Regions from separate parts of the Homo sapiens genome. Here region 1 is linked to region 2. Evidence: chromatin contacts called from ENCODE Hi-C or POLR2A ChIA-PET data. All regions are on one chromosome and are shown on one strand. The core of a region is the stretch at or near the end of the contact, and the rest is flanking DNA. Distances in the headings are between cores, read along the strand shown. Region 1 overlaps POPDC2 (popeye domain cAMP effector 2). Region 2 overlaps B4GALT4 (beta-1,4-galactosyltransferase 4).

The links. A loop is a pair of places that touch in the nucleus more often than their neighbours do. ChIA-PET counts read pairs that join two places held with the same protein, here RNA polymerase II (POLR2A). Pooled maps may share reads with other maps.
Region 1: a pooled map shows a loop between it and region 2 (6-fold over the local background). The contact joins two enhancer-like sites. A Hi-C loop is called at or near these places in 1 of 168 maps with a recorded cell type or tissue (heart left ventricle) and 6 of 50 pooled maps. POLR2A ChIA-PET finds 5 or more read pairs at or near these places in 1 of 52 experiments (T-cell).

The regions. Positions count from the first base shown.
Region 1 is chr3:119,635,810-119,642,617 of GRCh38, forward strand. POPDC2 (popeye domain cAMP effector 2) reads right to left here. Exons shown (of 4, transcript NM_001369919.2): 4 at 6,247-6,752. It also overlaps the pseudogene RPL10P7. Among named protein-coding and RNA genes, the nearest start is that of POPDC2, 21 kb to the right of the region's middle. RefSeq lists an enhancer at 2,991-3,500. Within about 2 kb of position 2,487, at least 27 of the 41 ENCODE cell types and tissues checked have a DNase peak (open chromatin) inside an H3K27ac peak, as active enhancers do.
Region 2 is chr3:119,217,099-119,224,107 of GRCh38, forward strand. It overlaps B4GALT4 (beta-1,4-galactosyltransferase 4), which reads right to left. Exons shown (of 8, transcript NM_003778.4): 5 at 6,960-7,009; 6 at 1,552-1,674. Among named protein-coding and RNA genes, the nearest start is that of B4GALT4-AS1, 5.9 kb to the right of the region's middle. Within about 2 kb of position 2,138, at least 4 of the 41 ENCODE cell types and tissues checked have a DNase peak (open chromatin) inside an H3K27ac peak, as active enhancers do.

The DNA.
Region 1 (6,808 bases), core at 1,237-3,736, 420 kb after region 2:
ACCTCATATACCTGTTTGGAGCCTGTCAGCCCAGCACAGGACGTCTTGTTGATGTGCATAACGTGGAAGGGGTGGAGCCGCACTTGGATATGAAAGCCATCCTCGCCGCAACTTTTCATCATGTACTTATTGGCACAAATTCAGGCAGCCTCCAGGGCTTCAGAGGAGAGCTGCTCATATTCATCTGACACCATGTGGCCACAGAGTGGAAACTCATCCACTTTTACCTTCTTCCACCCCAGGTCAAAGATGGGAATCTCGGCATCAGCAACACCTCGCCAGAAGAGAGGCTTTGTGTTGTTCTTACAATAATGGTAACACTGGGTGGGGCAGCGGCCCATGGTGACACCAGAATCTTCAGTGGCACACGAAAGGGAAAGAGCTTGAGATATCTTTTGAACTTAAGAGTCATCCCTTTCTCTAAGAACTGACCCCCATCTAGAAGATGGGCAGCCCCAATTGTACTGCATGACCCTGTCCTCAGACCCAGCTTAATGGACCAGAAGTAGACAGCTGACTGAATCTGGACAAGGTAGATTTCCTTCCTGAAAGTCTGAAATTATGACTAAGAGGCAGCCGTACTTGTCTTCTGGTTGTTGGAATTGTTCCATGTGAACTCAGGAGCTGAGGGCAAACATATTCCACCATGAGAACAGAGAAACAGGGAAGACTGCTCTGTTGGAAAACAGAAACATGTTGCAGTTCTCCTAAGAGAAACAGAAACAGAAGATGGTGACTGGGTCCCTGACAGCTTCCTGCTTTCCCTGATGGCTTTCTGATCTAGTCCCATATTAAAATCTAGTGGCATTTCTGACTTTGAATTCCATAAGACACCCCTGTGTCCTTATAAATTCTCCTTTGCTTTGTCATCATAATTATCAACATTGTCAACATTATCAACAAAAAAGATAAAACTTCCTGAACATTTACTATGTGCCAAGTAAAGTTCCAATTAGCTTACACAAATTATCTTATTTAATCCTCCCAGTGAATCCATGTATTACTTCATTTTACATATGAGGAAACAGGGACAAAGAAATTAAGTAACTTGTCCACTACAGTCAGCAATAGATAAAATCAGGATTCACACCAAGGCCATCTGACTTCAGAATCTGAGCTCTAACCACCATGTTATACAGTTTAGCCTGCTCACGTTGGTTCTTAGCACTTGCAACTAAGACGTATTAGCTAAATAGGGCTCCTCAGTCTGGCCCTACTCTGCCTAACAAAAATTATCTGCCATTTTCCCCAGTGTGCTGAAGCCAGCATTCCCCTAAAACATACTATGGTCAATGTCACCTCCATGCCTTTTTGCTCCTTCTCCTTCCCACCCACCCCCACTTTTATATTCTACCAATGATTCAGGGTCCACTTCCAGTTCTATCTTCCCCAGGGAAACTGGTCACCCGTATGTTCTATCAGTCAGTAACTATGCTGCCTTGCAATGGTGGTTAATAGCTTACTGCATGTATGTCAGGCCTCTATGATGAGATTGTAAGGTCTTTAAAAGCAGGGGCTATATTTTCTCTTTCGCTGTGTCCCCAAAACACTATAATTCATTGTAAGCATGCAATAAAAGCTCCTTGAATTGAACTAAAGGCAGTAATCTTAGTGGCATAGACAAAGGCAGGGAGAGAAGGTCAGGCACAGAGAGGCTTAACTTTAAAGGAGAGCTTAATGTCTTTTCATAAGTGTCAGGAATGGCCTTCACATACTCATCTTGTTTTAAAATTTTATGTGTCAATATTACATTTTAAAAGTTTTAAATCTCTATAGGAAAAAGGATATTATATTGAAACATAAATCTTCCATAATTGCTGAATTCTCACCCAGCCCTTGATCTCCTTGTTGAGTGGTCCCAAGTCTGACATTCTGAAAGTGACATACGCTGCTCCCCACAGCCTCAAACACATCTCTGATCTCACTCTTGGGCACACCCCAAGCCCTGGGATGACCATCACAACTCCCCTCTGCCCCACCATCTCAGAGGAGGTAGGTTTCTTCCCCTTAAGAAGAGTATGGGGGTGATGAGAGTATCCCAGTGCCTGAGTCTTCCTAGGCCCCAGGAAGGCCTTGGAATCCTCTCTGATCCTTAGCATTCACCCTCATCTATGAAAGCAACTGTTTGCATTATGTGTCCACTTAGTGTCCTGACAACAGTCTAAACTCAATCCATCCAAAAGCAAATCAACATCTTCCCCAAAGTTGTTCCTCCTCTTTTTACGGTAATAGCTGCCACCATGATCCAATCATCCAGGCTTGAAGCCTGAGTCATCTTTGACTCAGAACATCACAGTGCTAAAAAAAAAAAAAAAAGTATTTTAAGCCATTTGCCTCCTTCCCCCAGTATATGATTTATACTCAGACTCTGTCTCTCAATATCTTAAAATGCATCTGAGGTCTGTCCCTTCCTGTGTATTCCCCCGATAAGGCTCTGGATTTTGGCAACAACTCCTGAACTACTACTCTCTTTTCCTGCTGGTTTGAATAGGGAGAGAAGCAAAAGTAAACTGGAAAGTGGAACTAGAAGTCTCTAAAACCACAAGTGTTAACCTTACCCTTGCCAGAATGGGGCACATGAATTGTCCTACTAGCAGGTAACAGCTGAGTTTAACCAACATTTAAGAATTACCAACTACATCCTGGCTAACATGGTGAAATCCTGTCTCTACTAAAAATACAAAAAATTAGTCGGGCGTAGTGGCGGGCGCCTTGTAGTCCCAGCTACTCGAGACGCTGACGCGGGAGAATGGTGTGAACCCGGGAGGCAGAGTGAGCCAAGACCGTGCCACTGCACTCCAGCCTGGGCGACAGAGCGAGACTCCGTCTCAAAAAAAAAAAAAAAAAAAAAAGAATTACCAACTAAATGTCACACATGTGGCCTTGTGTGGGGTGCTGGGGCCACAGCAATAAGTAAGACTTCCCCAGCCCTCAAGTGCCTAGCGAGGGATGAGAGCTGAGGGGGGCGATCCCAGAGGGCTCTGCGAGTCCTGAAGGGGATTGTTCAATGCTGAGGGCGAGGTGAAGGCCAGGAGAGTGTGCGTAGGGAGAGGACATGTGTACTAGGTTTGAGGGCTGAATAGGATTTCAGGCCTGAGGGCTGAGGGGTGGAGGGCAATTCCAGGCTATTAAGCAAAGGCTTAGTTTACAGGCTGGACTAATCCGATTTGTGTGCTGTGTCCTGGGCTCCCCTGTGGCAGTGATGCAATCATGTGACAGTTGGTGGTCATGTGCTGGGTAAGGACACTTTCAGGAAGGATGATATCACAGAAGTGATATAATCACCAGATAACTTTCTGAGTAGGAGGCACATGTCAGGGCATGAATTCAATGGTGACAGACGTGAAACTGCTGACAGCATTGTTTTCACTTCTACCTCAAGATTTGTGTGGATGTCTACAGGAAACCAGGGGGTCAAAAATAGAAAGAGAAGAGGTGCTGAACATTGGAGATGGACTCAATTTCCCCCTCCAGGCAATTCTTCTCCCCAGGATCTCTCACGGGTTTTTGCTTTATACATATATGTAATGCTATTTTTCAAACATATAAAGAGACTGTTGTGGCTAATTTTTAAAACCTATAAATTTATCTAAAAATCCTATTGAAATCCAAATGTCTTTTGCCTTACATACACCATTAGATAATAAAAGCACAACTTCCACTACGTAAGGTCTGATTCTTTGGTGGGGAAAAGGGATTAAAAGAGGTCCTCATCTTGAGAAACCACTGCTATACACCACAGGTGTGTAATGACAGCCCTGCCTTGGTGATCCTCCAGGTTGGGGAGTGGCACCACATCCAGGTTATGTTGAATCTCAATTTACAATGTATAGTGTACTTTTTTTTTTTTTAAGATGGAGTCTTGCTCTGTTGCCCAGGCTGGAGTGCCCATTATGAGTCATGGAGACTCAGATTTTGAGTAAGAGAGAAATAAAACTTTGTGCTTTTAAGTAATAATAAGTCAATCCTGACTAATATCACATGGTAAGAAGTCTGGATTTTATTCTAAGTGGGATAGGAAGTCATTTCAAATTTTGAGCCAGAGAGTGATAAGATCTTGTATATGTTTAAATGACCTCTTTACTGTGTGTAGGTTATGAGGCAGAAGGACTGGTTGTAAGTCCATTGAAGTTAATTTAGAATGAAGTAGTGGTGGCTTGAAATTAGCGGTGGCAGTAGAGATTGTGAGTCGAATTCAGAATATACAGGCATGCACCATATAATGACATTTTGGTAAACAATGGACCACATATGGTGGTCCCATAAGATTATAATGGAGCTGAAGAAGAAAGTTTGAAGACTACCAGATATCAAAACTTACTGTAAAGCTACAATAATTACAACCAGATGGTACTGCCAAAGGGTAGAAAAATAGAACCATCAGACAACAGAAAATTCAGAAACAGACCTACATCTATAGGAAAATTTGATTTGTCACAAAGGATAAGCTGAACACTAGTAGGGATAGGATAATCATTTCAATAGGGAGTGCTCAGTCAATTGGATAGCCACATGGAAAATAATGAATCTTGGCCCTTAGTCATATATACAAAAACCAAATCCAGGTTGATTGTAGGTCTAACTTTGAAATGTAAAACAATAAGAAATCTAGAAGGTTATTGGGAGAGTACCTTCAGGGGAGGAAAAGATTTCTTAAACACGACACAGAAAGCACAAATCAGAGACAGAAAGATTGATAAACCATTACATTGAAATTAAAAACTATGTTCATCAAAAGATACTATTTAGAGAAAAACAATACCCACAAAAGTAGGAGAATATATACATATATATATAAAATCTCAATAAGTAACAGAAGGACTTTTAACCTGATTATTTGAATAACTCCTTTAAGTCAATAAGAAAAAGCATACAGGCTGGGCACAGTGGCTCATGCCTGTAATCCCAGCACTTTGGGAGGCCAAGGCAGGTGGATCACTTGAGGCCAGGAGTTCGAGACCAGCCTGGCCAACATAGCAAAATCCCATCTCTACTAAAAATACAAAGATTAGCTGGGCATGGTGATGCACACCTGTAATCCCAGCTACTTGGGTGGCTGAGGCATGAGAATCACTTGAACCAGGTAGGCAGAGGTGAGCCAAGATCGCACCACTGCACTCCATCCAGCCTCAGGACAGAGCCAGACTCTGTCTAAAAAAAAAAAAAAAAAAAAAAAAAAAGAAAGAGCAATGGACAAAAAAAAAGAAACAAGAATAGATACTTCACAATAGAAGATATCCATATGGCCAAAAAAAAAAAAAAATTGAAGAAGAAGAAAAGAAAGAAAAGCTACTCAACCCATCAGGAAAATAAAAATGCTGCTAAACATGCCCAAATAACTAAAATTAAAAAAAAAAAGATAATGCCAACTATTGCTGAGGATGAGAAGCATCTGGAACTCTCATACAGTGCTTGTGGAGATGTAAATTGGTACAATCACTTAGAAAAATTGGTCGTATTTACATACCCAATGCCTGAGTAATTCCATTCCTAGGTATATATCCAAGAAAAGTATACATATGTATACCAAAAGACAGGTACAAGAGTGTTTATAGCAGCACTATTTGTAATTGCCCCAAGGTGGAAACTATCCAAATGCCCATCAATTGTAGATTGGATAAATAAATTGTGGTATAGTCATACAAAGAGCACACAACAACAAAAATGAAAAAACTATTGAGAGGGAGAGATGCCCAAGGATTCCCAGCTGTTTCAGCCCTCATCTGTTTGAGTCTTCCCAGACAGGTGAGTAAAGAAGCCTTACAGATGATTCTAGACTGAGCCACTATCTGACTGAAACAACATGAGAAACCCTGAGTGAGAACCGCCTAGCTGAGCCCAGTCAGGTCCCGCACTCATGAGCACCACATATTATTAGGACAATTTTAAGTCACTATTTTAGGGATTGATATTACACAGCAATAGATAACTGAAATATATGTTGAAGTATTTAAAGAAAAAGGAAAATAGAATATATTACATTTATAAATCTACTTTAAGATGTTTAAGAAAATCTAATTAACTAAGTTTGTAAAAGTCCCTCTAAAAACTATTGTTTAATACTAGGTTCATCAACAGAAAAAGAGATTTGTAAGTTGAATGTCACAGCCTAAGGGAAAACGAGGTTTTTAAATTTCCACTTCCATAAATTTGAATCTTAATTGAAAAATAAAAAATAACCACCAGTGAAAAGCTGGATCTTTGACTCCATTGATCCTTTCAGACAATGCAAAGAAACAACATAGGGAAAGGAGTTGAGTGATTTATTGAGTGCTTACTTGGTGCCACGGCATGTGCTAGGTGCTTACCTAAATCAACTCATTGGATCCTCACAACAACCCTGTGAGGTGGGTTTCATAACCCCCACTGTTTACCGATGAGGCTCACAGAGGCTATGTAACTTGCCCAAGATTCTGCAGCTGGTAAAGGACGGAATCTGTGCCTCTGCACTACCAATGCCTGCTCCTGAAGGAAGGTTTGTGAGGGTGAATTTCTCAAAGTCACTTCAGGTCCTTACTGTAGCGACAGTGTTGGCACCTTCTGTGTCCTCTCTCACCTTGCCTGTGAGCCTTCCAGTGGGTGGGAAAAGAGGCATGCCTATCAGTGGCCATTCTGTGAACACAGAAGAGAGCTGCGCTGGCCACAGAGAAGATAGTCCAATGATCCTTAAAGTTCAGGCGTGTGGGTTGGAGCCAAAGGGGCCTGTCCCCTGGATATAACTTGAGAGTAGCTCTGGAGAGGAATTCTAGAAGCTGTGGAAAGAAAAAGAGGGAGGATTTTAGCACTATGTCTCTGGACAGTTTGTCTA
Region 2 (7,009 bases), core at 888-3,387:
TCTTTTCAAATGAAAGCAAAATTGGAGGCTCCCCTCTACTTTGAAGCTGAAGCATAGCAGGAAAGAAGACACTGAAGATATGTGATCAGGGCAAAATTCTACTAATCACCCCAGTGAAGTACATTTAGGGAAGATAATGGGGATTGTTTATCACTAGCCTTTGCTACTCTTGTCCTGAAATGTAGCACGTACCCTCTGTCCAGTTCCTAAGCCATGACCACATAGGCTGCTGATGGGCTGGGCTGTGAAGAGCTGTTGCCCATCACTACGGCCATTTCTGTAGAGCCCCTGGTCAGGGGAATCCACTCCCTCCTGCTAGAAACATTCCAGAGGCTCTCAGCCTAGACATGGGAACAAGAGCAGCATGGAGCCCCTGGGTTCTTTATGATGAGGCAACAAAAAAATTTCTGACAGTCACGTAACTAATAATTCAGAGCCCCAGGTTAGAAATTTCCTTTCCAGCCAGGCACAGTGGCTCACACCTGTAATCCCAACACTTTGGGAGGCCAAGGCAGACAGATCACCTGAGGTCAGGAGTTCGAGATCAGCCTGGCCAATATGGTGAAACCTGGCCTTTACTAAAAATACAAAAAAATTAGCCAGACACGGCGGCACACGCCTGTAGTCCCAGCTACTCGGGAGGCTGAGGCTGGAGAATCACTCAAACCCGGGAGGCAGAGGTTGCGGTGAGTCGAGATCACGTCACTGCACTCCAGCCTGGGTGACAGAGCGAGACTTTGTCTCAAAAAAAAAAAAAAAAAAAAAAAGAATTTCTTTTCCAAGAGGCAACAAGCAGGAGGGAAGGGGGCCTCCTGACACCCAGAATGGCCTTGTGATTACAAGTCTAAAGATACCAGCCTAAGCTCTTGAATAATTACTTATTTCTGGGAGGCAGGGATAACTATAACTATCTGGCCCCCAAATCCAAGTTGAGGGGAAGAAGCTGTGGGTGGAGGCCAGACTTATTCCCTTTGAGCCCCTCAGAGCAGAAAGCAGTCCAAGAGAACCCAGGGTAATGTCAACAGCCCAGAGTCAGGCCTGGGGTCAGGCCACCTGCAGTCTCCACAGCGTGCAGGGCTGCCAGGGCTGCCTAACGCTTGAGGAGAGGACCTCTTTGCCTGCTTCAACATGTGCAGCTCCCCAGAGGCTGCTGGCACTCCCTGCAGGGGGACACTGGGAACTGTGTCCCCAAGGGGTCTGACAGAAAGCATGAGGCTCTTAACAACCCGGTCTCCAAATTGCAGTTCAGCAGACACCTTGCAGTTTGGGGTTTCTCACTCACTGGTGTCTCAGTAAGTCTTTCCCGACAAGTACATGAGGCCTCCACCAACACTTCTGGACCCCAAATGCCCCCAGGCCAGAAGTAAACTGCTACTGGCACAGAATGATGTGGGCCATCCTACCTTCCCTCCACCCCCTGCACCCTTCAAGCCCAAATCTGCAGCCTAGTGACCTGCTGGACTGGCATCTAAAGGAATAAATATAAATGCAGGTCTCCAGAGCCACACTGAGTGCAGAGCCCCGTGAAGGGGACCTTTCTCTGTTGTTCACCTGAGTCTGAGGTCATCGTCTTCGCCTCCCCATCCCCAGTAGTTGTTAGAGAATCCATTCACCTTGAAAAACTGCTCTCTGCTTAGGGCAGTAACACCCCCAAAATATCCACTGTAACGTAACCTGGAGCAAAAGAGATGAGAGAAATGGTAAGAATATTCGCACCAAAGGTCTCTGATTTCAGGGCTGGCGTTCTAGGAACACCTGGGAGACCATGTACTTCCACCCACCCACTCCTGCTTCTCCTGCTTGACACCCACCTCCCAATGCTCCTGGCCTTCCCTGTCTTGTCTTCTTTCCTCTATCTAGACAAACGCTCACCTCTGCTCACTGAGCAAAGTGCCACCCAGCTGTTAATGGTGATGTTTGTGTGTAGAGGCCTATAGAGATACCTGTCAATGTGAACCACACCATCAGATATTGATAAGATTTCATCTCATGTGCCAATCCAAGGAATGGTAACAGTTGCCAAGGGCACTGGGTTAAGAAGGATTCTGAGGCTGCATCCGGGTTCAGCACGAATGCGTGTCATGATGAATATACCTTTCTTTTTTTTCACTTTCACTTTTGCAGGGGAGGGTTGAAGGCAGGAGACAGCTCCCGCACACACTCTGTATGCAAATCTCCACTTCTCAACATGCATCTCCAGCTCAGAGTCTGTTTCCTGGATAACCCAACACATGTCAACACCCTCTGAAGTTTCTGGCCTGCCAACCAGACAGAGTCTAGGTAGTGCTTTTCATGAAAATAGGCTGTACAGAACAAGAATTAGGTTTTGAAAGGAAGGACAGTGAATCATGCTTTAGATAAGCTGAATTTTAGATACACCTGGGGCTTTGCCAGTAGGCAAAAGGATACAGGGTCCAAGCTCACAAGAGAGGAACGACTACAGATATGGCTTTGGAAATAAGCTGTTATCATGTAGTACCTGAAGGCATAGGTCGAGAAATCTCCAACAATCTAGTTGGTGAGAAGAGTACAAAGGGTAGACCCAAGGGGCTCAGCTCTGTGGAACCCTAGGAATACCGAAAAGAAAAAGAGGCAAGAGGAGAAAGATCAGGAGGTAAAAGTTAGAGAGCACCTCCCAGCCTCCCAGTTATATAGGACTCTTATTATCAGTGGACAAATTTGTAAATCTCAGAAATAAAGGTATCCCTTAAATATAACATTTGAACAATTCAGAAATGCAAGTTAAGGTAGCTTAAAAACTTGGATGTTACTAAATAAAAAGATGTGAATATCTAGAGAATTTTTAACTTTAACTTCAGGTCAAACTGTTCCAGGACCGATAAAATATTTATGATTTTCTAGATAAAAAGAAAAACCAAAAGGAGTGATCAATAAACATGTAGACACTGGCCATCAAACAAGTGGCATCCCAAAAGCTAATCTGTAGTTCAGTTGTTTCTTTCTACGTTCTGAGAAAAGACTGGGGACTCTGTTTAACCCATAAGAGAAGCAGATTTACTTATATGCCCCTAACTTAAAATTCTGGGAAATTGTATTTTTGCAGCCTATAATAAAACAAAAAAAAGGAAATAAAGTGCTTAGAAGGTAAATATCACTGACCAAGACATCTACTAGCAGTGTCTCATTACCATAGTTATCAGAATGCATTTTATAGAGGGGAGGGATTCTTAGCTGCCTGAACACCAGCTGCCTGATCAGGATGCGGTAATAAGGCAGGCATAACCTGCTGACACCAACAAGCAATCAGCATGAGAACAAGGGAATGATGTGGTAGATTATCAAAACCAATATCGCCATGTGCAAGACGGCTGGCTAAACACGGGAATGCGGGAGCCCCGCCCTCAGAGTTTATAACCTAATAAGAGAGGTGAACATTATCAGGGTTCTGAGGAGAGAGGTGTCGCCACATCAGGAGGAGGGGGCCTGGAAGGATTCAAATAGGCAGAAAAATGGGGGATCTCCTGGTGACCACAACTCTGTGAGGCAAAGCACAGGAGGGAGAAAGACACAGGCTGCCCGACGACCACCTGGAGAGGGGTGAGCTGGAGTGGGGAGGGGCAGAAGAAGACAAGTCAGCAAGAAGGGTTAAAGAATTGTCTCTCCACGCCTGTAATCCCAGCACTTTGGGAGGCCAAGGCGGACGGATCAAGAGGTCAGGAGATCGAGACCACCCTGGCTAACACTGCGAAACCCCGTCTCCACTAAAAATACAAAAAATTAGCTGGGCGTGGTGGCACGTGCCTGTAGTCCCAGCTACTCAGGAGGCTGAGTCAGGAGAATCCCTTGAACCCGGGAGGTGGAAGTTCCAGTGAGCCAAGATCGCACCGCTGCACTCCAGCCTGGGCAACAGAGTGAGACTCTGTCTCAAAAAAAAAAAAAAAGGAACTGTTTCTCAGGTGCCTGTCAGATGACAACTATCTCTGTGTTTATTGATCTTTGCTTTTGGCTTTTCTTCTTACCTGTAAAAGCATAAATATTTAACTGGCCCTGGAACCTTTTTATTTATTTTTAAAGCCCTGTAAGGCCCAAGGGTGGGGAAAACGTAGTCATAAAATAACAATAGAATCCTTGTAGGAAGGAGGCTGGTACCAAAGGAGTTCTTGCCAGTAAAATTTGCCACTGGCTGGTCCAGAGCTTCATCACTGATCCCATAGGCAGTGAGAAACAAGATTTGTTTCTGGCTTCATCAGAGTCTGAGAGACTTGGGGCAACTTACTTTAACTTCTTCCCTCTGCATGTGTGTAAGGTGAAAACCTTTCTTGCGCTTGTACTTGTGGGGCTGGTGTGACAGTGATGAGGCATGTACTGACTTAAGCTCTGTGGCACTGGGGCACACAGTTGCCAGCACGGGGCAGACACTCAGCTGCCTGGAAATGAACTTGCCTGCCACAGGGACTTTGCCCAAAGCAGCAAAATCAAGTAGTCCAGGAGGAAGGCAACTCCTACCTACATTACTTATACATACCTCTCTCCAGCCACAAAAGATGAGGCTGCTTACATGATACATACAAAAAAGAGAAAATCATAAATGATAAACCAGGACCCTAGAAACATTTAAATCAGAATAGAAAATTAAGATGGGAAATACATTAGAACCCTGATCTGCAAATAAGATTCTTTTCAATTTCTAAAAGAGGGCCATGGATTTGGCTCAGAGCCTCTCGATCAAAAGGGGAAACACATTCAATTACCTGAATCATATTAAGAAAACCTGTCAGTTACTCAACAAAGGCTTTCTGATACCTAGTTATAAAAGAAACATCTGGCCAGTTAGAATGGCAAGTTAGAAACAGCAAGAGTCATACATATGCTGTTTCTCAGAGTGAGCGGCATCTGATGAAATCCATGACTGTGACACCAAAGCATGAGTGAAAATCAGTTCCTGGCAGGAATGTCCAAGAGCTCAGCCTTCTTATGGTTCAGCTTAATAGAAAGATAAAATCTAGAATCCCAGCAAAAAACCTGTCCTTAAGCAATCCTCTGTGATTGCTTAGAAATGAATGGTGCAACCAGGTGTTTAAAAAAATCTGGGCAATGGGAAGTTTAAGATTATCATCTATGGTAAGTGTCTAAGGTACAGGTGTTCTGTGTTGTAAATAGTGACATCTTACTACAGAGTAAGTGAACAGATGGTGACATGCTTTTGAAAAAACCAAGTTGCCCAGCCATGATACACTGCTTTCCTCAATGCAGAAGTGACTCAAAGAAACCAGAAAACAAAACCCCTAGATAATAAGATTAGATCCAAAGATCAAGTTTCCCCAAAGAAAAAAATCATGGGATTCTCTCCTTGCCCTCTGGATCCACAGCCCCCGCCCTAACTCAGACATGTGGCGTCTCTCCCCTCAGCTTTCCCCTCTTCCCTTGCTTCATCTGATACATTCAAAATCAGCTGAACCAAGCTTTCTCCCATCCTTCCCCAGCTGTAACGTGTCAACAGCTCCCCAACCCCTGCCACAGCAACTTCGAACTCCATATCAGACTAAAGAAGGCCTGCGTAATCTGGCTCCTGCTTAGCCTCAGTTCTTGCCTCTCCTCGCAGACATTCCTTCTAGAATACCAGTGAACTATTGCATTTTCCCCAAAACTGCGCTGTGCTCTCTGGCATGTCTTGGAACTCTGCTGAGAAGCTCTTGTTGTTCCACAAGATTAAGGTACCACCTTACCTGGGGAACAGCTTTAAACCCTTCCCTTCAAGGTGTTTCTTAAAGACACTGTGCTCTCACCCACCATAGTTTGTTCTAGGTGTTTATGTCCTGCAGCTTACACACAGCCGGGGTTTAAAGTCAGTACCTGAGGCAACAGTCACCTACATCAATGTTACTTAAGAATTCTCTTAAATTGCCCAAAGTGAGAGAGCAACACAGAAGCCCAGAACAAATGAGGTATCAAGAGACTCACTTTCCACTTCACACTCACGTAGAGTACATACTGGTGGAATCTCCAGCATTATTTGATAGTTTCACAGTTCTTTCTCTCCTGCCTTCTTCTTCCTCTCTTCATTTGTCCCTCTCTCCCCTCCTTACCAAGTGCTTATAGTTGTATTTGCAGAAATGCAAAATTAACGCAACTCCACTGTAGCTACCTGTCTCCCCACACTGACACTCAACGGGGAGCCCTGTGAGGGCAGGTGCTCTGCCTTATTCAAACTGGTCTTATGGCCTCCAGCACAGTCAGCACCACAGATATGAGCACCCATGAACAGCAGGGCCTGGGGAAAGCTGACAGGTAAGTGTGCACACAAATGAGGGAATATAGTGTTTCATTTGCAGAGAAACATTCTGTGTCACTATTCCCGCTTGGTTGTGCTTGAATAGGAGCTGGTGAATCAAATAAGGCTGAAAAGCAGCTACACCCTTCTTAAGGGTGGAGGGGATGGGGAATGAAGACACAGATGATGGCATCTGGCACTTCTCACAGTGGCTTTGAGAGAAATGAACTTGTCCTGGGTGTCCTGGCTCCCGAGAAGACTACTCAGAGGACATGCCCTCCCCCACCTCTCCCCATACTCTAGAAAGAGGCCACAGTCTGGAAAGTGATGTCTCAACAGAGGTCTCACTAAGGACACCAGCCTGTTGCCTCCTAGAGGGGGAGTCAGGAATAGACAAACAAGTTACTTGCATTCTAGTCAGTGTGGGAAAGCTTGCGAAAGCCCCCCGACAGGGGCGCTGCGGGTGAGACTGGCCACCACCTGCAATGCTTGGATGATATTTCTCTCCAATGCTTTCCCTTGTCTTTGTGATCCTCTGCTGAAGTTGTAGGGCTTTTTCCTCATTACATTCTCTAACTTCTGTTTTGCACTTTAAGTGATGCATACATTATGGACCATTTTTTCTATTTCTCATTTTCTTATGACACTCTGGATGCTTGTTCCACCCAGTCTTGATCACAATAGTTGAGCTTCTCGACCTAAGCCACCCTCAGCAGAACCACCTTACCTGTACCCAGTGCTGTTCCTGCCAACCACCAGATGCTTGGGATGCTCCTC